Linked DNA regions of Homo sapiens: region 1 is linked to region 2. Evidence: read pairs that join two places in POLR2A ChIA-PET (ENCODE). Cell type or tissue: OCI-LY7. All regions are shown on one strand. Links, peaks and the distances in the headings refer to the core of each region. The heading gives the core; the rest is flanking DNA.

What was found. Peaks named below come from ENCODE experiments on the same cell type or tissue, not always from the same donor. Only the 100,000 strongest peaks of a DNase experiment are listed, where the experiment ranks them.
Region 1: POLR2A ChIA-PET joins it to region 2 with 6 read pairs; 2 of 35 experiments call an interaction of 5 or more read pairs at or near these places.

What each region holds. Positions count from the first base shown.
Region 1 is chr17:39,012,020-39,024,777 of GRCh38, forward strand. LOC105371767 (a long non-coding RNA gene) reads right to left here. Exons shown (of 3, transcript NR_188621.1): 2 at 914-1,010. Among named protein-coding and RNA genes, the nearest start is that of LINC02079, 8.7 kb to the right of the region's middle. RefSeq lists enhancers at 1-292, 293-830. In OCI-LY7, for the core only: no CTCF peak of the experiment used is centred there; a DNase peak (open chromatin) is centred at 6,692.
Region 2 is chr17:39,117,236-39,129,993 of GRCh38, forward strand. The region is part of intron 2 of PLXDC1 (plexin domain containing 1); the gene reads right to left. Among named protein-coding and RNA genes, the nearest start is that of PLXDC1, 28 kb to the right of the region's middle. RefSeq lists an enhancer at 1,951-2,000. In OCI-LY7, for the core only: no CTCF peak of the experiment used is centred there; a DNase peak (open chromatin) is centred at 1,656; H3K4me3 peaks cover 429 bases; H3K27ac peaks cover 497 bases.

The DNA of each region.
Region 1 (12,758 bases), core at 3,042-11,041, 100 kb before region 2:
CCACTGAGAGCCACTTTCATTGGCAATTAAATCCCCCCAACTTACTATCTCCAATTCTTTTGTGTGACCTCATTCCTCCTGGATGCCAGACAAGAACTCAGGTGCGAGTACAAAAGACACTGACCCCCCACTGAGCTGTTAACACTTAAGCTGTCCGTGGATGGCTAAGCTAAAAGAGCGCTGACTGTAACTCTTTCTGGGGCTTCAGGGGTCATGGGCATCTCCCTAGAGGCTACCGCAGGACTGCTCAGAGTTTTGCTTCTCCTGGCACCCAAAAGCGCTCGCCCCGACTGCTGCACTCACTCACCTGTGCTTCCCCTCCTGCAAGGCGGGGGACAAAGCAGGACTGAGTGAGTGGAGTCTGTCCTTGCCAGCACCGGCACCCTAGCGGCCGGCTAGTTCTAGTGCCCATGCACTCCGGTTCCCACCGGTGAAGGGGTTGGGGACATTTCCTGCTTCATCCTCACTTCCCACCCACCCCTGACTGCCCTTCCCAGCCTCTGGTAACCCTCAGGCTACTTTTTATCTCCATGAGTTCAATTGTTTTAAAATTTTTAGATCCCACAAATAAGTGGGAACATGTAAAGTTTGTCTTTCCTGGCTTATTTCACTTATCCTTTTTAATAGCTATGTGCCTAAGTCCTTTAAACCAGTGGTCCCCAACCTTTTTAGCACCAGGAACTGATTTTGTGGAAGACAGTTCTTCCAAGAACTGGATTGCCGTGTATGGCTTTGGGATGAAACTGTTCCACCTTAGATCATCAGGCATTAGATTCTCATAAGGAGTGTGCAACCTGGATCCCTGGCATGCACAGTTCACAATAGGGTTTGTGCTCCTATGAGAATCCAATGCTGCCACTGATCTGACAGGAGGCGGAGCTCAGGCAGTAATGCTCCCTTGGCTGCCACTCACCTCCTGCTGTGTGGCTCGGTTCCTAACAGGCCGTGAACTCGTGCAGGTCTGTGGTCCAGCAGTTGGTGATCTCTGCTTTAAACCATGGCTTCCTCACCTGTAAAATGAAATAATAATGAAATTGTGAAGATTACATAAATATTAAATAATGAAACACACATAACACGCTTAGCGTTTAGTTAAGCATCTAAAACATGTTGATAGGCCGGGTGCGGGGGCTCATGCCTGTAATCCCAGAACTTTGGGAGGCCGAGGCGGGCAGATCAGTTGAGGTTAGGAATTCAAGATCAGCCTGGTCAGCATGGTGAAACCTCACCTCTACTACAAAATACAAAAATTAGCCAGGCCTGGTGGTACGTGCCTGTAATCTCAGCTACTCGGGAGGCTGAGGCAGGAGAATTGCTTGAACCTGGAAGGTGGAGGTTGCCGTGAGCCAAGATCGCACCACTGTATTCCAGCCTGGGTGACAGAGTGAGACCCTGTCTCAAAAAAAAAAAAAAAAAAAAGGTCATTGATCATTATTTGAAAACAGCCCTGACTCCTAGAAGTATGAGGTAAGTCTCAGATGTAATTAAAAATTTTCTTGTAGCCACACTAAAACAGTAACAAACAATAAACAAGTGAAATTATTATTATTATTTTTTGAGGCAGAGTCTCGCTCTGTCACCCAGGCTAGAGTGCAGTGGTGCAATCTCGACTTACTGCAACCTCCACCTCCCGGGTTCAAGCGATTCTCCTGCCTGAGCCTTCTGAGTAGCTGGGACTACAGGCATGAGCCACCCCAACTGGCTAATTTCTTGTATTTTTAGTAGATACGGAGTTTCACCATGTTGGCCAGGCTGGTCTTGAACTCCTGACCTCAGGTGATCCACCTGCCTCAGCCTCCCAAAGTGCTGGGATCACAGGTGTGAGCCACTGTGCCCCACCAAATTAATTTTAATAATTTACTTAACCCAACGTCCTCAAAACATGTAATCAATATAAAAATTATTAACGAGATATGTTTATAATCTTATTTTTGTGCCAAGTTTTAAAACTCTGTTGTGTTTTTTGCACTTACAGCACATCTCAGTTTAGACTGGCCATGTGTTAGGTGCTCAATGGTCACATATAGCTAGCAGCTGCCATATTGAACAGTGCAGCACTAAATCTTCTATCTTCGCTCTCCTTTGATTTACTGTAACTCTGACAGTGTAGTCTGTGTGGTGTTATGATATATATTGGTTTTCATCTATGGTTCTGAAACTGCCATTGCAAAATTATAACTGAGACAGTGAAAGCAATCTGACCTAACCAACTCCATCTTGCTTCTAACCTCCAAGCTGTCTTTGTTCATTCCTAGGAGTAGGCCAAACTAAATTTGGGAGGAGCTTAAATTTATAGTTTTACTTTGAAACAAAGATGATAACAGCTCATTCCCCTAAACAAACCCCCTTCTTGCCTGGGGACCAGACTGCCTTTGTAGGACTAACAAATTAGCCGAAAGATTAGAAATTATGGTTTAGGAGCCAGGCAGCTGGAGGCTACAAGATTCTAACCCTCCCCAAATTGCTCCTGGGGACAACATCACTATTGTAAGAAGTAAGATCAGATATTTTACAGATTCTGCACTTGATGGATCAGCTGGCATCACCCAGATCAATAAACTGGCTCATGTGATCTTGTGGACCCACTCAGGAACTGACTCTGGAAGAGGACAGCTTTAACTCCCTATGATTTCATCTTCGACCCAATGAGTCAGCACTTCCGACTCACTGGCCCCTCCACCCACCAAATTATCCTTGAAAACTCTGATCCCTGAATGCTCAGGGAGACTGATTTGAGAAATAATAAAACTCTGGTCTCCCACACAGCTGGCTCTGTGTGAATTACTGTCTCTATTGCAGTTCCCGTCTTGACTAACGGGCTCGGTCTAGGCAGCAGGCAAGGTGAACTCGTTGGGCTGTTCCTGGCTGATAACTCCCAGAGCCCTTCTTACAGTCTTGTTAGAACATTGGGTATGTTAGGCCTCAGGGGCAGGCCTCTGACCTTCTCCTGCCCTCCTTTCACCTGAATGTTCCCCTGATTTCATGACTATGAGTCTGAAGACCACACCCTGGGGGAAGGAATGCTGACATCGTGAAGCTTCCATAAAAACCCAAGAGGCCAGGCTTGGTGGCTCACGCCTCTAATCTCAGCATTTTGGGAGGCCAAGGCAGGAGGACTGCTTGAGGCCAGGAGTTTGGGACCAGCCTGGGCAAAGTGGCAAAATTCCATTTCTACTAAAAATACAAAAAAGTAACTGGGCCTGGTGGTGCACTCCTGTAGTCCCAGCCACTCAGGAGGCTGAGGTGGGAGGATTGCTTGAGCCTGGGAGGTGGAAGTTGCAGTGAGCCGAGATTGCGTCACTACACTGAAGCCTGGGTGACAGAGCAAGACCTTGTCTCAAAAACAAAACAAAACAAGCCCCAAGAGGACAGGGCCCAGTGAGCTTCTGGATAGCTGAACACTGGAGCTTCCTGGAGGGTGATGGGCCCAGGGGGCGCGTGGAAGCTCCGTACCCCTTCCCCCACACCTCACCCTACATGTCTCTTAGATGGGATACTTCCCTCAACCCCCTTCGCGAGTGGGAACTGGAGTGGCTTGTTGCACTCAGCCTGTCACTGACCACTCCTCATGGGAGGGAAAGTGTGAGTGAATAAGTGTGGGAACCCGAGGGGACAAATGCTGGAACCGGCCATTCGCTCCTCTCTGGCTGCATCAGGTTCTGTGTGGGCCCCGCACAGCGTCCAAGCATGTTACAACCAATGCTCTTTCAGTTCTGCTGTCCAGGGCTGGTCGAGTGCCAACTAGCTCAGTGGAGGGTCAGAGTGGGAGCCCCTGCCCTCTCGGCACCCAGATTCTTGTCCAGCATCCAGGAAGAATAAGCTCACATGAACTGTTTGAAATGTGATGAATGGCCGGGCGCAGTGGCTCACGCCTGTAATCCTAGCACTTTGGGAGGCTGAGGTGGGCAGATCGCTTGAGGTTAGGAGTTTGAGACCAGCCTGGCCAACATGGTGAAACCTCGCCTCTACTAAAAATACAAAAATTAGCCAGGTGTGGTGGCGCGTGCCTGTAGTCCTAGCTACTCTGGAGGCTGAGGCACAAGAATCACTTGAACCCGGGACGCGGAGGTTGCAGTGAGCCGATGTCGTGCCATTGCACTCCAGCCTGAGAGACAGAGTGAGACTCCGTCTCAAAAAAAAAGAAGTGATGAATGCGGAAGACTTTATTGAGTGGTGAGTGACTCTCAGTGGAAAGGGAGGCTGGAAAAGGGATGGGAAGGTGATCTTTCCCTGAAGCCTGGCCGTCTCCAGCTGGGCCCCTCTCAGAAGCTGCACCATCTGAAGTTAGCTGCATCTATCCGTAGTCTCCGATGCTCAGTTGCTTCTCTGGTCACAGCTCACATGCTTGTATCCTGACCCTCAGCCACTTGTGTTGCTGTGCCAGCTGAAGTCTTTTATGGGAACAGGATAGGGGCGGGGCAGGCCAAAAAAGGCAACGTTTGGGTGGAAGAATGGGTTCAGCTGTTTTCACCTAGGGCCATGGTTCCAGGCTTAAGGGTGGGGTTTAGTTGGGAGCCCAGCCCTTCTGTATCATCTTCATCTGTATCCTTTGTAATATCCTTCTAATAAACCAGTACATGTAAGTGTCTCCCTGAGTTCTGTGAACTGATTCAGCAAATTAATTGAACCCAAAGAGGGGTCATGGGAAGCCTAACTTGAAGCCTGTTGGCCAGAAGTTCTGGAGGCCTGGACTTGCGACTGGTGTGGGAGTGGGGCAGTCTTGGACACTGAGCCCCCAGCCTGTGGGATCTGACACTATCTCCATGTAGATAGTGTCAGAACAGAATTAGAGGACACCCAGCTGGTGTCCAGTCCTTGGTGTGTGGAGGCAAACCTCCACACACATGGTCACAGAAGCCTTCTGTGTTGATTGTTGTGGTGTGAGAGTAGAGGAAAAACATGGTTAGAGAGAGTTTGAGCTGGGAACCGTGGATATTACCTAATCTACATCATGACACCACATCCTGCTTACCCATGGATTAGGTTCACGTGGCTCATTGCTTTCATGTGATTTCTTTTTTTCTTTTCTTTTCTTTTTTTTTTTATTTGAGACAGAGTGTCACTCTGTTGCCCAGGCTGGAGTGCACTGGTGTGATCTCGGCTCACTGCAACCTCTGCTGCCTGGGTTCAAGTGATTCTTGTGCCTCAGCCTCCCAAGTAGCTGGGATTACAGGGGCCCACAACCATGCCTAGCTAATTTTTGTATTTTTAGTAGAGATGGGGTTTCACCATGTTGGTCCGGCTGGTCTTGAACTCCTGACCTCAGGTGATCCACCCACCTCGGTCTCCCAAAGGGCTGGGATTACAGGCGTGAGCCACTGCGCCAGCCTCTTGTGATTTCATCTTGCCTCACTGACTCCACAGTAAGCACTGTAAGTGCGACTAGTTCTTGTTTTCTGTATTTTCAGAACTGCTTTCCTGGGCCCAGGATAAGTGCCCAAGAAGCGTGTTTGGACTGACATCCTTGGGAATCCAACAATGGTTAAAGATAACCACTTCCTTTCTACCTGCTGATGTGGAGCACATATGAGGCGCTAAGCACCGCCTGCACCAGGCGAGCCATTCAGTAAATGTTAGCTCTTATTGTTCTCTTATTGGTGGTGGGCAGAGTTGAAGTTCTGATGAGATCTTCTCAGAAGGGTTACATTGCAGGGGGGCCTTGGAAAATCATTCAGGGCTCTGAGATTCAGTTTCCTTCATCCCTGAAATGGGATGCGAATTCCCCCCTTGCCAACCTCAAAGAACTAGTAGGATGGTGCAAAAGTAATTGTGGTTTTTGCCATTAAAAGCAATAGCAAAACTGCATTACTTTTGTACCACCATGCCCAGCTCATTTTTTGTATTTATTATTATTATTTTTTTTCCGAGACGGAATTTCACTCTTGTTGCCCAAGCTGGAGTGCAATGGCGTGATCTCGGCTCACTGCAACCTCTGCCTCCAGGGTTCAAGCGATTCTCCTGCCTCAGCCTCCCGAGTAGCTGGGATTACAGGCACCCACCAACACACCCGGCTAAATTTTTTTTAATTTTTACTAGAGACGGGGTTTCACCATGTTGGCCAGACTGCTCTCGAACTCCTGACCTCAGGTGATACACCCACCTCAGCCTCCCAAAGTGCTGGGATTTCAGGCGTGAGCTACCACGGCCAGCCTAATTTTTTGTATTTTAATATGATGATCAGATGAGATATTCTGAGAAAGTGTTTAGAAAACTAAGGGGATCCATCAATCTAAAGTATCATTAAACTTGCACTGAGCTCAGCATCATGCTTGGGCTTGGGCAGGGGGAGAGACCGCAGCGGGTGCCGGGACGGCCCCATCTCTGCATGCGCTCTGCTTGCCCTGCCTTTAAGACTTGAACGTGTGAAAGTGCCTTGAAAGCTGTAAAGTCCTATCCAAGGGATCCTTTTATGATGAGCAGGGGTGGAGGCGGGAGTGGGAGTATCAGCTATGCCAGACTGACGAGGAGCTTTGTTTTACTAGAGTGCAGGAAATACAACTGGTGCAAGAGACCTGCATTCATCCAGGTTCTTGTAATTGCTGGGTGTCAAATCCACACAGTTGCTTGAAAAGAAGAAACCAAGATGGAAGTAACAGAAACCACAGAGGTGGTTATGTCTTTTAATAATCAGACCCAAGGAGGAGAACTGAGAGAAAGCTTGAAGGAAACCTGCAGGAGCTTGTCTGCTTCTCTAAGGTCTCAAAGGCAGAACTACTTCCTCAAAAGGCCTTTTGGTAAATCACCATAAACAAAGGAAAGCGGAAATTCCTTTAAGCTTTTTGGTGCTTGATTCTAATCCACCCTGAGCCATGGTCCCAGGCCTCCTACGCTCCTTGCTCCTCCGATGTTTATATGACAGAAAGTTATTTTCCCCAGAAACTGACAATCTGGATTGCAAAGACCAGGCCAGGAAGGAATTTATTCCAGAAACACTTGCAGTGTCTGGCACTTTGCTCCCCATTTCCTCATTTTGTGTTGTTTGTTTATGCAGTGGAACTGCCTATGAGTCATATATTTGGGTGCTGAGGATGAAGAGTTAATTTGGATGAAGAGTTAATCCAGAGCAAGGTCACAACTCTCTTGAATTCTATGAAGGCTGAGAGGGGTGATGAAGCTTCAGAAGAAAAGTTTGAAGCTCGCAGAGGTTGGCTGAAGGAATGAAGCTGTCTCTGTAACATAAAGGTGTAAGGTGAAGCAGCAAGTGCTGATGGAGAAGCTGCAGCAAGTTGTCGAGAGATCTAGCTCAGATCACTGATGAAGGTGGCTACGCTCAACAACAGATTTTCAATGTGGATGAAACAACCTTCTATTGGAAGAAGATGCCAGCTAGGACTTTCATAACTAGAGAGAAGTCAATGCCTGGCTTCAAGGGATAGGCTGACCCTCTTGATAGGGGCAAATGCAGCTGGTGACTTTATAGTCTTTTACCTTTCTAGAAATCCTAGGGCCCTTAATAATCATGCTAAATTTACTCTGCCTGTGTTCTATAAATGGAACAACAAAGCCTGGATGTCAGCACATATTTATAGCATGGCTTAGCAAATATTTTAAGTTTACTGTTGAGACCTACTGCTTAGAAAAAAAGATTCTTTAAAAAATATTACTGCTCATTGACAATGCACTTGGTCATCCAAGAGCTCTGACGGAAATGTACAAGGAGATCAATGTTGTTTTCATGCCTGCTAACACAACATCTGTTCTACAGCCCATGGATCAAGGTGTAATTTCCACTTTCAAATCTTATTATTTCAGAAGTTCATTCTGTAAGGCTATTGCTGACATAGATGGTGCTTCCTCTTGGGTGGGCGCGGTGGCTCACGCCTGTAATCCCAGCACTTTGGGAGGCCGAGGCAGGCAGATCACGAGGTCAGGAAATCAAGACCATCCTGGCTAACATGGTGAAACCCCGTCTCTACTAAAAATACAAAAATTAGCTGGGCGTGGTGGTGAGTGCCTGTAATCCCAACTACTTGGGAGGCCGTGGCAGGAGAATTGCTTGAACCCAGGAGGCAGAGGTTGCAGTGAGCTGAGATCACGCCATTGCACTCCAGCCTCGGTGACAGAGCAAGACTCCATCTCAAAAACAACAACAACAATTTAGAAGAAGTTGATTCCAATGCTTATGGATGACTTTGAGGAGTTCAGACTTCAGTGGAGAGTAACTGCAGATGTTGTGGAAATAGCAAGATAACCAGAATTAGAAGTGGAGCCTGAAGATGAAACTGAATTGCTGCCATCTCATGATAACACTTGAATGGATGAGGAGTTGCTCCTTTTTTTTTTTTTTTTTTTTGAGATGAAGTCTGGCTCTTGTGCCCCAGGCTGGAGTGCAGTGGTGTGATCTCGGCTCACTGCAACTTCTGCCTCCCGGGTTCAAGCGGTTCTCCTGCCTCAGCCTCCCGATTAGCTGGGATTACAGGCACTTGCCACCATGCTCAGCTAATTTTTGTATTTTTAGTAGAGATGGGGTTTCACCATGTTGGCCAGGCTGGTCTCGAACTTCTGACCTCAGGTGATCTGCCTGCCTCAGCCTCCCAAAGTGTTGGGATTACAGGCGTGAGCCACCGCGTCAGGCCAGGAGTTGCTTCTTATGGATGAGCAAGGAAAGTGGTTTCTTGAGATGGAATCTACTCCTGGTGAAGATACTATGAACATTGTTGAAATGGCAACAAAGAATTTACAATATTCCATAAGCTTAGTTAATAAGCAGCAGCAGAGTTTGAGAGGATCAACTCCAATTTTGAAAGAAGTTTTACTGGGGGTAAAATGCTATCAAACAGCAGTGCATGGTACAGAGAAATCTTTTGTGAAAGGAAGAGTCAATCAATGTGACAAACATAACTGTTGTCTTATTGTAAGAAATTGTTATGACCACCCAACCCTTCAGCAACCACTACCCTAATCAGTCAGCAGGCATGACATTGAGGCAAGACCCTCCACCAGCAAAAAGATCATGACTTGCCAGAGGCTCAGATGATTGTCAGCATTTTTTAGGCAATATTTTAAAGTTAAGGTATTGATAGCGGCAGGAGGCAGACAGATCCTAGGCAGACAGGGGTGGGTCCCCAATGAAAGCTGACCTCCAAACCAGACAGTTTAAAGGCTGAAAGCCAAGCTACAAGTCTTGGATAAATCCGTGGACAGATTGAGAACCTCTCTTTCTGTTTGGCACGCTTTCCTCTGATCGATCCCTGCCTTTAACCTATTTTACATATGCCTACTCTTCCCTGTTTTTTTACGCTGTGCCCATCTTTAAGTGGTGCCTTTTTTTTTCAGCCTTTTTGGCATACTCACAAACCAGTCAGCACACACTCTCCCATTCTGAACCCATAAAAATCCTCTTCAGTCCTGGTTCCACTTCCTGTAACTGAAACAATTACCTGCGAGGTATTATTTAACTTTTGGACTATGATGTTTCTAACCTGTGACCATTTCACATAGCCATTCAAATATAAAGGTACGGTAAAGATTATGAAACGGGTTGGGTGCAGTGGCTCATGCCTGTATTCCCAGCACTTTGGGAGGCCGAGGTGGGTGGATCATGAGGTCAGGAGTTCGAGACCAGCCTGAGCAACATGGTGAAACCTCGTCTCTACTAAAAATACAAAAATTAGCCAGGCGTGGTGGTGCGTGCTGTAATCCCAGCTACTCAGGAGGCTAAGGCAGGAGAATTACTTGAACCTGGGAGGCAGAGGTTGCAGTGAGCTAAGATCGTGCCACTGTACTCCAGCCTGGGCAACAGAGCGAGATTCCATCTCAAAAAAAAAAAAATGAAACAGTTACTTGGTATCATTTTGTAAGTAATGAGTTTTTAGTGCTCTTTGGACATTGAGACCATTTCATAAGATTTAGGTTTTGAGAATTTCACAGCATAAAGCCCATCACTGATGCAGCAATGAAGGAAATGTTCTACAACTCAACAGACAGGTGAGAGGAGAAATGTAATTCATATTAGATTTATTTATTTACTGAACTTAGAGCCTGGGGTTACTACTCGACCCCCACTGTTATCTAGTTTAAGTGTTCTTTTCTACTTTAGCACATACACCTAGTTTCTGTGTTTTTTGCCTTTTATAAATACAGAAAAGAGAATAATGTTTTAAAATAAAATCAAGGAAAGGCCTAAGGCACCTGAGAGGGTTTTGTTTTTGTTTTTGTTTTTTTTTTTTTCAGTGAAATGAAGGGAAATTGTTGCCAGCAAGAACTGTGGCAAGGTTATCCAAGGTGACAAATGTCTGTACCACCCAGCAGCTCCGAGTCCTTCTGAAGCATCCTGGTTGTCCAGAAAGACTCCACCGTGACTCATGATACCGGCCAGTCTTCCCGGTAGCACTCAACATTCGAAAATTAGTCTTCATTTCTCCTTCCCAACATGCATTTCTCCTTCTCTTCAGTTGGAGAAAGTAATTTAATTTTTTTTTTTATAGAGTCTCGCTCTGTTGCCCAGGCTGGAGTGCAGTGGCGCAATCTTGGCTCACTGCAAGCTTCGCCTTCTGGGTTCACGCCATTCTCCCGCCTCAGCCTCCTGAGTAGCTGGGACTACAGGTGCCCGCCACCACACCCGGCTAATTTTTTTTTTTTTGTATTTTTAGTAGAGACGGGGTTTCACCGTGTTAGCCAGGATAGTCTCGATCTCTTGACCTCGTGATCCGCCCGCCTCGGCCTCCCAAAGTGCTGGGATTACAGGTGTGAGCCACCGTGCCCAGCCTTACATCACCAATTCTTTCTTATATGTCTATTTTTTAAGTGTAGTATATGATTATATTCATGAAATTCAAATGATACAAATGAAGTCAAATCTATTTGTATTAGAAATTAATAAGAATTAACAGTAAAGTTAATTCTTTATTGATTTGCACACCTATAGTTGCAGCTACTTGGGAGGCTGAGGCAGGAGAATCGCTTGATCCCGGGACGTGGAGGTTGCAGTGAGCCAGGATGGCGCCACTGCACTCCAGCCTGGTGACAGAGCGAGACTCTGTCTCAAAAAACAAAACAAAACAAAAAGAATTGATGATGTAAGAAATCCACAGGAATGTGTAAATTATTTCAAGAATTAACACTCAGTAGATACTTGCATTCCCAAATAAGCTTATAAATGCAGATGAACCTCTAGTTGTTTTAGTTGCTTGTAAAATTCATAGAGGTACGTGTATTTCTTCATTTAACACGGGTTAGTCACTTGGGGAGGGGGATGGGTGTTGGGTTCTTTTTACCTGTTCTTCAGGTCACATACTCAAGCAGGAGCTACTGAATGGGAAGACTGAAACAATTTCTTTTCTTTGCACACTTGGTATTGATAAATGTCAGGTGTATGCAAAATAAAATCTCTGGCAGGTTGTGATATTTATGGGTCTATCTCTTGTGACTGTAGTTTCGTCTCGGCACCAGACATAAGGCAGTTCAATGTCAGGCCATTGCCCTAAACAGTTCCCGATGCCAAGAACTGACAAATTGCTACTTTGGTTTCAATGGATGGTCAAAAGGGATCATCAGGGCAAACCTTGTAGATTTTCTTTCACCAACCCTATTCTCCTTTCAACATTGAAATCCTAGACTTTAGACAGAAATATTGAACTGGGTTGTAGTGAGGAGATATGAGAGGCCTCCTGCCATTGAGGATAAGTGGATATGTCTGAATTGGCCTGCTACCTAGAATTAATAATCTCAATCACTTGGAGGGTGGTATCCATAATTTTCTCCACTATTTGTGCCACCACACCCGGCTATTTTTAGTAGAGATGGGGTTTCACCATGTTGGCCAGGCTGTTCTTGAACTCCTGGCCTCCACCTGCCTCAGCCTCCCAAAGTGCTGGGATTACAGGCATGGGCCACCATGTCCAGCCAACCAAACCTTTTTCTCTTTTTCTTTCCTTTTCTTTCTTTTCTTTTCTTTTTTTTTTTTTTTGAGATGGAGTTTCACTCTTCTTGCTCAGGCGGGAGTGCAGTGGTGTGATCTTGGCTCACTGCAACCTTTGCCTCCCGGGTTACAGCGATTCTCCTGTCTCAGCCTCCTGAGCATCTGGGATTACAGGCATGCACCACCACACCTGGCTAATTTTTGGTATTTTTAGTAGAGACGGGGTTTCACCATGTTGGTCAGGCTGGTCTCGAACTCCTGACCTCAGGTGATCCTGCCGCCTCAGCCTCCCAAAGTGCTGGTATTACAGGCGTGAGCTGCCGCGCAGGCCGTAAGTATGATTCTTATACAATAATCAGCGGCTTTGCTGTGAACCTTGGAAGTGGTCATGCTATTGAATGGCATTGTTTGTATTCCCCATTCACTTCTACAGTGGCACAAATGTTATAGGCTGTGCCTAAAGGAAACCTGATGATTAACAAAGAGTCCCTGAACAGAGTTGCTCCTGCTTCACAGTGCTGAAGGCTTAGAGACTGAGAGATCCTAATTAAGTTACCACAGACCTTTATTTGCTTGTAAGAGACGGCCCTGATTGCTCTCAGCTTTCCAACCTGGGCAGCCCTGCTAGTGAAAGTATTACTTCCTTGGTCATCAACTGTCAAGTCTGAGTAACAACCTTTAAGAACCAAACTGAATGTGTGGGTTGTTTACCTCTCCCTCATACTCGAAGGTATCCCTTGCACACCTTCAAAACCTCTTAGACCAAAAGCCTTATGGCTCTAGTTTGCCTGGAAGGAAGTTGTATTGTCTATAGAGTATGTGTGCCAGTTTCTGCAATAAAATGTTCAAATGTTCTCTCTCTCTGAAACTTTGTTCATTGTATCTGGTGGAATTTTGG
Region 2 (12,758 bases), core at 1,497-9,496:
AACACGTGTGCTTCAAGATGGCAGGGTCAACCTGGGTCCCCTGCCACCTCTGGACTAGGAAGCCCTAGATGCTAAACAGCTTCCACCTAAACCAAACACCAGCTGGGGGGTAGGATTATCATGGAACCCAAGATCCCATTCCTATTGTACAAGGCTGTAAGGTAAAATATATGTTGAAAAGTCAACCGCAATGTCCACTTGCCATCTGAATCCAACCAATGAACCAGTACTCTCAAAAGACAAGAAGCACTTTGGGAGGCTGAGGCAGAAACATCGCTTGAATCCAGGAGTTCAAGACCAGCTTGGGCAACATAGTGAGACCCTCCCCCCAAGTCTACAAAAAAAAAAATGCAAAAATTAGCTGGGCATGGTGGCATGCACCTGTAGTCCCAGCTACTTGTGAGGCTGGGGCAGGAGGATTGCCTGATCCCAAGGGATCAAAGCTGCAGTAAGCCATGATCATGCCACTGCATTCCAGCCTGGGCAACAGAGCAAGACATTGTCACAAAACAAAACCAAGAGACATGCCTTTTACTTTCTGGAAGCAGAGCTGAGTAAAGGGTTTGATTGGCCAGCATCCTCCAATCTGTCCACATGCCCAGGGAGGTGCAACAGTTCTGCCAACCACTCAGGCCTTGTGGAATGAAAAAGAAGAGACTTCAGCTGGGGCAGGGCTGCTCCATTGCCTGTATTGATTGTCTCCATCCAGTTCTTTATGAGGCCAGAGTTTACCCAGGTTCCTCAGGGCTGAGCATCAGTGATGCAATGAAAGCTATTGCCACCTACCCGCGGCGTTCTAGAGCCAGTCCTTTTAGTCTAGAATTCCTTCCCTCCCTCCCTCCCTCCCTCCCTTCCTTCCTTCCTTCCTTCCTTCCTCTCTCTCTCTCAATCTCTTCCTTCCTTCCTCTCAATCTCTTCCTTCCTTTCTCTTTCTTTCTTTCTCTCTCTGTCTGTCTGTCTCTCTCTCTTTTCTTTTCTTCTTTTTTGAGATGGAGTTTCGTTCTTGTCGCCCAGGCTGGAGTGCAATGGTGAGATCTGGGCTACTGCAACCTCTGCTTCCTGGGATCAAGCGATTCTCCTGCCTCACCCTCCAGAGTCTCTGGGATTACAGGTGCATACCACCACACCCAGCTAATTTTGTATTTTTAATAGAGACAGGGGTTTTACCATGTTGGCCAGGCTGTTCTTGAACTCCTGACCTCAGGTGATCCACCCACCTTGGTCTCCCAAAGTGCTGGGATTACAAGCATGAGCCACCATGTCCGCCTAGTCTACAATTTCTGATGCTCCTGAAACATCAATGTTGTATGGAGCCCTGCTAACTAAAATTTCAGGTGTGACATTATATTTTAAATAATATCCTTGTACCAGACATGTTTTAGGATGCTCCATCCCCATCCCAATGACGTTTGCCCCCAGACCCGTAGGCCCTGCTGAGTTGACTACACCCATCACAGTCTCCTACATGACCCTGTGCTTCCTCAGACTGATTGGACATAGGTAATCACATGATTCAAAAGCAGCTCATCTATTGGAAGCCTACAATCTACAGCTTGTGCAGCCTGAGCCAATCAGATCACCACCCGGGAGGGTGAAATTGGGAAACTGAGAAGCTGGCAGCAAGAGAGCTGAGTTGAAAGATCTTGGAGACTTAGGAACTGAAACCATTCAAGATGAACAGAGTCTGTGAGAAAAAAAGAAAAAAAGGAACCGAAACCATCCTGAGCTGTCTGCAGAAGACTTCTGATCCACAGAAAGGAAAGGCAGACCTTATATACATTTGGCTTCAATAAACATATGATGAATTAATGAAAAGGAGGCAAGAACTGGGGGAGGGGACCTGGTTCCCAACAGCTTTCCAGCTTCCTTGAGGTCTGGCTGTCCTTCATGTCCAGCCCTTGGGTCTCCCATGATCGTCTTCTGCACCCTCACGATAATCCTTCTCTGTGGGACAGCTCAAATAGCTCCTCAGAACCAAAAGGACCTTAAATAGAATAGCCTTGCTTATGAGGTGATCAGAGGAAAAACCTCCAGGGTGAGCCCAGGCAGTCCTTCACTGGTACAGACAGCAAGAGTGTGAATGAGCCCACCACAAAGCAAGGGTACGTGTTTGAGATTATGAATGTGCAAATTACCCTGATCTGATCACTATACATTATATGTATTGAAACATTACTATGTACCCCATGAATATGTACAATTATTTGTCAATTAAAAAATTAAATTAGATCGGGCGTGGAGGCTCAGGCCTGTAATGCTGGTACTTTGGGAGACCCAGGTGGGTGGATCACTTGAGCTCACGAGTTCGAGACCAGCCTGGGCAACATGTTGAAACCACCATCTCTACAAAAAATACCAAAACTGGCCAGGGGTGATGGCGTGCTCCCATAGTCCGAGCTATTCAGAGTCTGAGGCAGGAGAATCGTTTGAGCCTGGGAAGTTGAAGCTGCAGTGAGCCAAGATCGCACCACTGCACCCCAGCCTGGGCGACAGAGTGAGACCCTGTCTCAAAAAAAATTTTTTTTTAACTTCATTTTTAAAAAGAATATGAATGAGAAGAGAGAACTGAGAAACTAAATTTCTGGGAGAACTTTTCCCTGGCAACACATCAGCCACTGTAAACTAAAAATAAAATCCTAAGTCCCCCAACCAACTGAATGGACCCCCTCTTGGCCAATGAGACCCCAGAAAAGCTGAGTTCCCAGCCATAATGGGATGGGAGACCAGACACACCTCATTGTAACCCCTCCCTTTTGCAGTTTAGACACAACTACCAGCATTAATATTAAAATAGAGATCAGAAGACAGACAGAATGGACTCTGTGGCAATATGATATCAAATTATAAAGAGGACCTAAGGCCATGACAGGCACGGGTTAAATCACGCACCCCTGCAGGCCACTCTGACCCAGCGCTTTTTTGTTTTGTTTTTTGAGATGGAGTTTCGCTCATGTAACACAGGCTGGAGTGCAATGGCACCACCTCGGCTCACGGCAACCTCTGCCTCCCAGGTTCAAGCGACTCTCCTGCCTCAGCCTCCCAAGTAGCTGGGATTACAGGCACCCGCCACCACGCCCGGCTAAATTTTGTATTTTTAGTAGAGACCGACCTCAGGTGATCCACCCTCCTCGGGCTCCCAAAGTGCTGGGATTACAGGTGTGAGCCACTGCGCCTGGCCTGACCCAGCATATTGAGTCTTGCTCTGACATATCACATGACATATCAGATAAGGCATGAGATGATGTGACTCTGGCAGATCATACGATACATGGCATGATATGATTGGCAGATCACATGATGATTAGCAAACTTCTTTATCTTAAACATTCTTTTCCACTGACTCCAAGTTTTCTATTTTTATTTATTTTAGGTTTTTTTTTTTTTTTTGAGACAGGGTCTCACTCTCTTGCCTGATCATGGCTCACTGCAGCCTCAGTCCTCGACCTCCAGGGCTCAAGTGATCCTTCCGCCTCAGCCTCTTGAGTAGCTGGGATCACAGGCATATGCCACCACACCCAGCTAATTTTTTTTTTTTTTTTTTTTTTGAGACAGAGTTTTGCTCCTGTTGCCCAGGGTGGAGTGCAATAGCACAATCTCGGCTCCCTGCAACCTCCCGGGTTCAAGTGATTGTCCTGCCTCAGCCTCCCAAGTATCTGGGATTACAGGCATGCGCCATCACGCGCAGCTAATTTTGTATAATTTTGTATTTTTAGTAGAGACAGGGTTGGGATTACAGGCATGAGCCACTGCACCTGGCCAAACACCCAGCTAATTTTTAAATTTTTTGTAGAGTCAAGGTTTCACCATGTTGCCCAGTCTGGTCTCAAACTCCTGGACTCAAGCGATCCTCTCACCTCGGCCTCCCAAAGTGCTGGGATTACAGGCATGAGCCACTGCACTTGGCCTCTACTGACTCCAGGTTTTTGAACAAAGCCTTACTCCTTTAACCAATTGCAAATTAAAGAATCTCTGAACCCACCTATGACCTGTGAGCTCTCACTTCAAGATAGCTCACCTTTTTTGGGCCAAAGCAACATATAAACTCCATATATTAATTTATGACTTTGCCGGTAACTTCTGCTTCCCTAAAATGTATAAAGCAGAGTTGTCACCTGTCTCAGGATCACTTACTCAAGGCTTCTTGGGTTTGTGTTTTCTCCAGGCTGCAATCGCTCATAGAGGCTCAGAATAAACCTCCTAGTTTGATTTCTCTGCCAACACCACTGTGATTCTTCTTCTCTAAAGTCAATCACTGCTAGCTTCTTGGCTGGCCATTGGGAAAAAGAGTCCCATGGCTTGAAATTCACCAACTTTGGGGATACTTCCCAACTGCCACCATAGGCCCCTTATCACGCTGCCACCCACATGGGCAGTTTTGATGGAGGAACCCCACCCATGGCAAAGACTAATAACTGCCTCCCAATAACCACTCTCTCCTTCTTCCTTGAGTTGCAGAGGCTCCCAGTTATAGCTAGGCACACAGTCACACAGTTAAACCATATTTCCCAGCCCTCCTTATGGCTAGGTATGGCTACATGACTATGTCTGGCCAATGGAAGATGAGCAGAAAGATTGCCCGTAATAAGAATGGGTGACCGGGTCCGGAGGCTCACCCCTTTGGGAGGCTGAGGCCGGCAGATCACTTGAGGCCAGGAGTTCGAGACCAGCCTGGCCAACATGGCGAAACCCCATCTCTACTAAAAATACAAAAATTATCTATGTGTGGTGGTGGGCGCCTGTAATCCCAGCTGCTCGGGAGGTTGACACAGGAGAATCACTTGAACCCAGGAGGTGGAGGTTGTCGTGAGCTGAGATCACGCCACTGCATTCTAGCCTGGTTGACAGTTCAAGACTCTGTCAAAAAAAAAAAAAAAAAGGGGGGGGGGACTGGGTGCAGTGACTCACGCCTGAAATCCCAGCACTTTGGGAGGCCGAGGTAGGCGGATCACTTGAAGTCAGGAGTTTGAGACCAGCCGGGCCAACATGTTGAAACCCCGTCTCTACTAAAAATATTTAAAAATTAGCCAGGCGTGGTGAGGCACACCTGTAATCCCAGCTACTCAGGAGGCTGAGGCAGGAGAATCACTTCAGCCAAATCGCACCACTGCACTCCAGCCTGGGTGACAGAGCGAGACTCTGTCTCAAAAAAAAAAAAAAAAAAAAAAAAAAGACTGGGGTGCCCTCTCTCTGCCTGGCTGGGATGCAGATGTGATGGTGGGAGCTGAAATAGCCATCTTGAGCTACAAAATGGAAAGCACATGTTTTAGAAGGCAGAGCCGCAAGATAGCAGGAACCTAGGCCCCCAACACCAGGCCAGTCTATCCCAGGGTATGGTCACTATAATCCATATTGATGTGCCTCTTAAAAAGGATGCGGAGACCTTGCCTGGCAGTGAACCTTCCCAAGGAATTCACACAATTCACAGCCCATTGTAGAAGCTCTGACCAGGATGACTTGACATTACAAAGGAGCTCAGTGAGGGTTACACGAGCCACGCCGCTTGGCAAGTCCACCAAATGGAATGATGTTTCCTTGAAATGTGTGCAAGAAGCCCTGATCAATAATCCACATTTGTTTTGGGAGGCAGTGTGATATGGATTTCAAACATTTTTGGTCCTGAAATCATTTCTTCCAACAAATCTTTCATAGAAGCTCAATACACAAATCACATCAAAGTAAAGCCACATTGGGAGAAGGACAGAGAAGGGTTGGAGCCTAGCTTGCTGTGCTACTTCCTTTTCTGCCACCCTCACTCCCACAGCAGCCCGTGAAGCGCTCCTCAGACCCTCGGGGTTCCATGGAGCACAATTCGAAAACCATTGCTCTAGGATCAAACATATTGTCTGTGGAGTAAGACAGACCCAAGTTCCAAAATGGGCTCCATTATGTAATGGTTGGTGTCCAGCATTCCTCTCTTCTCTGAGGGTCAGTTCCCTCATCAGTGACCTTTCTTGCAAGGTTCCTCTTTTTTTGAGACGGAGTTTCACTCCTGTTGCCCAGGCTGGAGTGCAATAGCCGCATCTCAGCTCACTGCAAACTCCACCTCCTGGATTCAAGTGATTCTACTGCCTCAGCCTCCCAAGTAGCTGGGATTACAGATGTGAGCCACCACACCAGCTAATTTTTGTAATTTTAGTAGAGACGGGGTTTCACCATGTTGGCCAGGCTGGTCTCGAACTCCTGACCTTAGGTGATCCACCCGCCTCGGCCTCCCAAAGTGCTGGGATTACAGGCATGAGCCACCGCGCCTGGCCTCTTGCAAGGTTCTTGAAAGGGGTTTCTTGAAAGGATTAGACAAAACATATCAACACAAAGCTCTTAGCCCAGTGCCTGGCCCACAGGAGGTATTTGAGAAGTGGGAGCTATTACCCTGATTTGTTTGGGCCTTTCCAGGAAAGGGCTTGATTGTGGAGGCTGCCTCCTCAAAGCAACCCCCAGCTCCATCTGAAACGTCAGCAGTTACAGTATTTCTTCCGCCTCAATTAGTCATGCCCAGAGGCCCGACAGGCACTTCATTTCTGACAGCGGGGCAGCATTTACCTTGGCTGAGCTCAAGACATTTCTGGACAGGAACTCTGGCTAAGCTGTCACAGTCGGCCCATCACCTGCCAGCCAACTGGCAGGAGGAAATGCTGGGGCAAGCAACCAAGGACGTCCTGCAGGGCTGCTAGAGAGGCTTGGCTGGCCAGGCTGGTCAGGATGGTGCTGAGGCAGCTGGGTCCAACCCAGGAGGCGTGGATGGGATTACTGTGGGGAGGGGGACATCCCAGTCCCTGCCCTTCGATCGCAGGGCACATATACCAGGAAGCCTTACAAGGCCAACAGAAATGCATTCTAGATCCTGCTTTTCCAAGAGCACCCCTGGGCCGCAACATCAGCATCACTGGGAGCCCGTTAGAAATTCAGATTATTGGGCCCAACCCCAAGCCTGCTGAATCGGCATCTGCCTTTGGAAGCACTTCCAAGGGGATTTTTTGCAAAGCACAGTTTCAGAGGTCCTGGTCCAGAAGTACCTTCTGCATCAACACGTCACTCATTTTTGTCCCTGAAGAGACGGTGGGTAAGAGCTCAGACTGCCTGGGCACTGTGGCTCACGCCTGTAATCCCAATACTATGAGAGGCAAAGGAGGGAGGGTCACTTGAGGCCAGGAGTTCAAGACCAGCCTGGGCAACATAGGGAGCCTCCATCTCTACAAAGAAAGACAAAACTAGCTGGGTGTGGTGGAGCACATCTGTAGTCCCAGCTACTAGGGAGGCTGAGGTAGGAGGATCACTGGAGCCCAGGAGGTCAAGGCTGCAGTGAACTATGTTCACGCCACTGTGTTCCAGCCTGGGCAACAGAGCAAGACCCTATCTCAAAAAAGTTTTTAATTAAATTAAGTTAAATTGTGAGAAAGAGCTTAGGCTCTGAAGGCAAAGACCTGGGTTCTTGTCCTGGTTTTGCCACTTACTGGCTGTGTGATCCTGAATAGGCAACTTCACCTCTCTGTTCCAGATAGCTAAAGAGAGACATGCCTGCCTCATCAGGTAGTTGTGTGGATTAAACATAAAGCCATACAATGAGGCTGGCACTCAGGAAGGGCTTATTTATTTATTTAGAGACAGTCTCACTCTGTTACCCAGGCTGGAGTGCAGTGGTGCCACCTCAGCTTACTGCAACCTCCACCTCCCGGGCTCAAGTGATCCTCCCACCTCAGCCTCTTGAGTAACTGGGACTACAGGCACAGGCCACTACGCCCAGCTAACTTTTTTTGTAATTTTTATAGAGCCAGGGTCTCACCCTATCAGCCAGGCTGGTCTCAAACTCCTGGGCTCAAGCAATCCTCCCTCCCTCCGCCTCCCAGAGTGCTGGGATTACAGGCCTGAAGCGCAATTCCTTTTAATGTCCCCTGTTATTATTTTCTCTCACCTCATGTATCCATACAATAACCCCCAGCTGCCCTCTGGACATAGCCAAACCTCAGGTTGAAATAAACCCACACAGAACATTTGTCATCACAGAAATGCAGGAAGTATGTCCCCTGGTATAACCCTGCAAGGGGAGATCCAGGCTGGACAAAGAGCTCTGCCTCGCTGAGGGTCTGGGGTAGAGAGATGTCAGAGTGAGTGAGGCTGACCTAAGAAAGCCCTGGAAACAGGGCTTTGGATTAGGCTTGTACAGAGGATATGGACTGGCATTGGGGGTATTAAGCATTTCTTAATACCCCTAACAGTTCATGGAAATGGAAAAATCATCCTATCCTGGCAATGACCCAAATGTGGGCTTTTTGAGGGATTGTGATAGGGTAAATATAGACCATATAGCCACAGAGAATTAGGACAAGGACAGACAAAAACAAAAACAGGCCTTCCCCATCCCTCATCTGGTCCCATGCTGGCCTATTTTCTTCTAGTGTTTTTTTATATGTATGTTAATTTCACAGTCACAGTTCTGCTGATCATGCAGTTTCATGGACCGCTTCTGTCACATTTCATGATATCAAAAGCAGCTTTTGATGGTAAACAAGGTATTTCCAAACATCATTTGTAACAGCTGCATGACAGTCCACTCAGGAGAAAACTCACAATTTTCTTCACTATTTCTCTTTTATTGAGCATTTAGGTAGCTTCCAATTTTGATGCTTTTATAAATACTACTGTGATGAACTTGTTGATACATTTTCCATATCTTGGATGACTTCCTCTGCTTCGTAGCCTTTGGTATAAAGCAATGCTTCTCAAACATGAGTGCACATGGGCCGGGCGCGGTGGCTCACACCTGTAATCCCAGCACTTTGGGAGGCTGAGGCAGGCGGATCATCTGAGGTCAGGAGTTCGAGACCAGCCTGGCCAACATAGTGAAACCCTGTCTCTAATAAAACTATAAAAATTAGCCGGATGTGGTGGCGCATGCCTGTAATCCTAGCTACTTGGGAGGCTGAGGCAGGAGAATCGCTTGAACCCAGGAGGTGGAGGTTGCAATGAGCCAAGATCGCACCACTGCACTCCAGCCTGGGTGACAAGAGTGAAACTCCGTCTCAAACAAACAAAAAAAAACCAACATACAAACAAAAAAGAGTGTGCATGTGAATTACAGTAAGGCCTCACTCAACATTGTTGATGGGTTCTTGGAAACTTTGACTGTAAGCAAAGCAACGTATAATGAAACCAATTTTACCATAAAGTAATTGATATAAGCAAGAGTTAAGTTCCTAGGGCATATTTCCAGTTGCTTCTAAATAAAGTCAAACTACTAAATAAAGACCAAAACACTTCTAATATTAAACAGACATAAATGTGAGTTATGTAATACATACATTTAAAAAAGACTCATAAAAACAAGTTAGAATAATTATTTACACAATTATTCCAGTTCAGGGTCTCTGGTGGCTGGAACCTATCCCAGCGGCTCAGGGAACAAGGCGGGAACTGACTCAGAGCCCATTCTATCACAGGGCGCACTCACACATATTCACGCTCACTCATCCTGGGACAACTTAGACACTCTAGTGAACCTAAAGTGCACATCTTTGATATGTGGGAGGAAACCAGAGTACCCGGAGACGTGAAGAGAACATGCAAACTCCACATCAGTGGTGCCCCCAGCTGGGAATCCATTTATTTTTTTCTCATCAACACTACAACAAAACAACGGTGACCACAACGATGTCATTGGAGGACCTACTGTACCTGGGAATCGGATTCTGATTCTGCAGGTCTGAGGACTCCGACATTCCACATTTCCCACGAGCTCCCAGGCACTGCCAGTGCTGCCGGTCCCTTCCCACACCTTGAAGAGTATTAAGAATATGAAAGATAACACCTGAAGCTTCAAGGCCAGGAAATCCTCTTTTGTGACTACAATCCTATTTTTGTACTTTCAGGTAAGATCTGGGAGGGATCTTTCTAGTTAACTTTCTCAAGCAATCAGTGCATCTGATTTTTAGAACAACCCTATGAGAAATGATCAGTCCCACCTTACAGATGAGGAAACAGGTTTAGAGTTAAGGCCCAGCAAGGATACGCACGGTCTACCTCATCTGGGACCTGAGGAGGGTGAGCAACTGCCCCAGTTTACATAGAACTTAGGAATTTCCAGGATGCCAGACTCTCAGAACTAAAGCCGGGACCATCCTGGGAAACCCGGGATAGTTGATCCCCTAGACCAGAGCCGAATTCCAAGTCAGCTTATGCTTCCCACTCCCACTGTGTGCTAGGCCCTGAATGGACATTACCGCACAACACCTTTGCAATAACACTTCAGACAATAGCATCCCCATTAGACAATGAAGAAATGGGCTCCTCAGTAGAGGGGCTAAGAAACTCGCCCAAGACAAAAAGACAAACATTCTAATTAAAAAATTGGCAAGGGGGAAGAAACGGACAAATGACTTGAATAGATATTCCTCCAAAGAAGATATAAAAATAGCCCAAAAAGACATGAAAAGATGCTCAATAAGGCCGGGTGCAGTGGCTCATGCCTGTAATCCCAGCACTTTGGGATGCCGAGGCGGGCGGATCACGAGGTCAAGAGATTGAGACCATCCTGGCTAACACAGTGAAACCCCATCTCTACTAAAAATACAAAAAATTAGCCGGGCATGATGGTGGCGGGCGCCTGTAGTCCCAGCTACTCGGGAGGCTGAGGCAGGAGAATGGCGTGAACCGAGGAGGTGGAGATCGCACCACTGCACTCCAGCCTGGGTGACAGGGTGAGACTCCATCTCACAAAAAAAAAAAAAAAAAAAAAAAGATGCTCAATATCAGTATTCATTAGGGAAATGCAAATCAAAACTACAATGAAGTACCACTTCATACCCACTAGGACAGCTCTCTCTCTCTCTCTCTCTCTGTCTCTCTCTCTCTCTCTCTCTCTCTATGTGTATATATATATATATATGTATATATATATGTGTATATATATGTATATATATGTGTGTATATATATGTATATATATGTATATATATATGTGTGTATATATATGTATATATATGTGTGTGTGTATATATATATTTTTTTGAGACAGAGTTTCACTCTTGTTGCCCAGGCTGGAATGCAGTGGCGCGATCTCGGCTCACTGCAACCTCCACCTCCTGGGTTCAAGCGATTCTCCTGCCTCAGCCTCCTGAGTAACTAGGATTACAGGCACAAGCCACCATGCCCAGCTAATTTTTGTATTTTTTTAGTAGAGACGGGGTTTCATCATGTTGGCCAGGGTGGTCTCAAACTCCTGACCTCAGATGATCCGCCCACCCAGGCCTCCCAAAGTGCTGGGATTACAGGCATGAGCCACAGCACCCAGCCCTATAATTTTTTAAAAAAGGGAAAATAACAAGTGTTGGCGAGGATGTAGAGAAATCGGAACCCTCATACATTGCTGGTGGGAATGTAAAATAGTTCAGTTGCTGTGGAAAACAGTCTGGCAGTTCCTCAAAAAGTTAAACACAGAGTTACCATATGACCCAGCAATTCCACTTCTAGGTATAGATCCCAAGGAATTCAAAACAGATACTCGCCGGGTGCAGTGGCTCACGCCTGTAATCCCAGCACTTTGGGAGGTCGAGGTGGGCAGATCACGAGGTCAGGAGATCGAGACCAGCCTGGCTAACATGGTGAAACCCTGTCTTTACTAAAAGTATGAAAAATTAGCTGAGTGTGGTGGCACGCGCCTGTAGTGCCAGCTACTCGGGAGGCTGAGGCAGGAGAATGGCTTGAACCTGGTAGGTGGAGGTTGCAGTGAGCCGAGATTGTGCCACTGCACTCCAGTCTAGGCAACAGAGCAAGACTCCATCTCAAAAGAGAGAAAAAAACAGATACTCATGCCAGATGCGGTGGTGCACGCCTGTAATCCCAGCACTTTGGGAGGCCAAGACAGGTGGATCACTTGAGGCCAAGAGTTCAAGACCGGCCTGGTCAACATGGCAAAATCCCATCCCTACTAAAAATACAAAAATTAGCTGGGCGTGGTGGCACACACCTGTAATCCCAGCTACTCGGGAGGCTGAGGCACAAGAATTGCTTGAACCCAGGAGACAGAGGTTGCAGTGAGCCAAGATCATGCCATTGCACTCCAGCCTGGGCGACAGAGCGAGACTCTGTCTCAAAAAAAAAAAAAAAAAGAGGCTGGGCACAGTGGCTCAAACCTGTAATCCCAGCACTTTGGGAGGCTGAGGTGGGTGGATCACGAGGTCAGGAGATCGAGTCCATCCTGGATAACACGGTGAAACACCGTCTCTCCTAAAAATACAAAAATTAGCCAGGCATGGTGGCACGCGCCTGTAGTCCCAGCTACTTGGGAGGCTTAGGCAGGAGAATCGTTTGAACCCGGGAGGCGGAGGTTGCAGTGAGCTGAGATTGCGCCACTACACTCCAGCCTGGGCGACAGAGCAAGACTCTGTCAGAAAGAAAGAAAGAAAAGAAAGAAAGAGAGAGAGAGAGAGAGAAAGAAAGAAAGAGAGAGAGAGGGAGAAAGAAAAGAAAGAAAGAAAGAAAGAAGGAAAGAAAGAAAGAAAGAAAAGAAAGAAAGGAAAGAAAAGCAAGAAAGAAAGAAAGAGAGAAAGAAAAAGAAAGAAAGAGAAAGAAAGAAAGAAAGGGAAAGAAATTTAAGTACATTTACACATGTTCACAGCAGCACTATTCACAACAGCCAAAAGGTAGAAACAGCCTAAATGTCTATCAATAAATAAACGGATAAACGAATTATGGTACATTCATACGATTAAATATTATACAGCCATAAAATGGATAAACCTTGAAAATATTATGCTAAGTGAAAGAA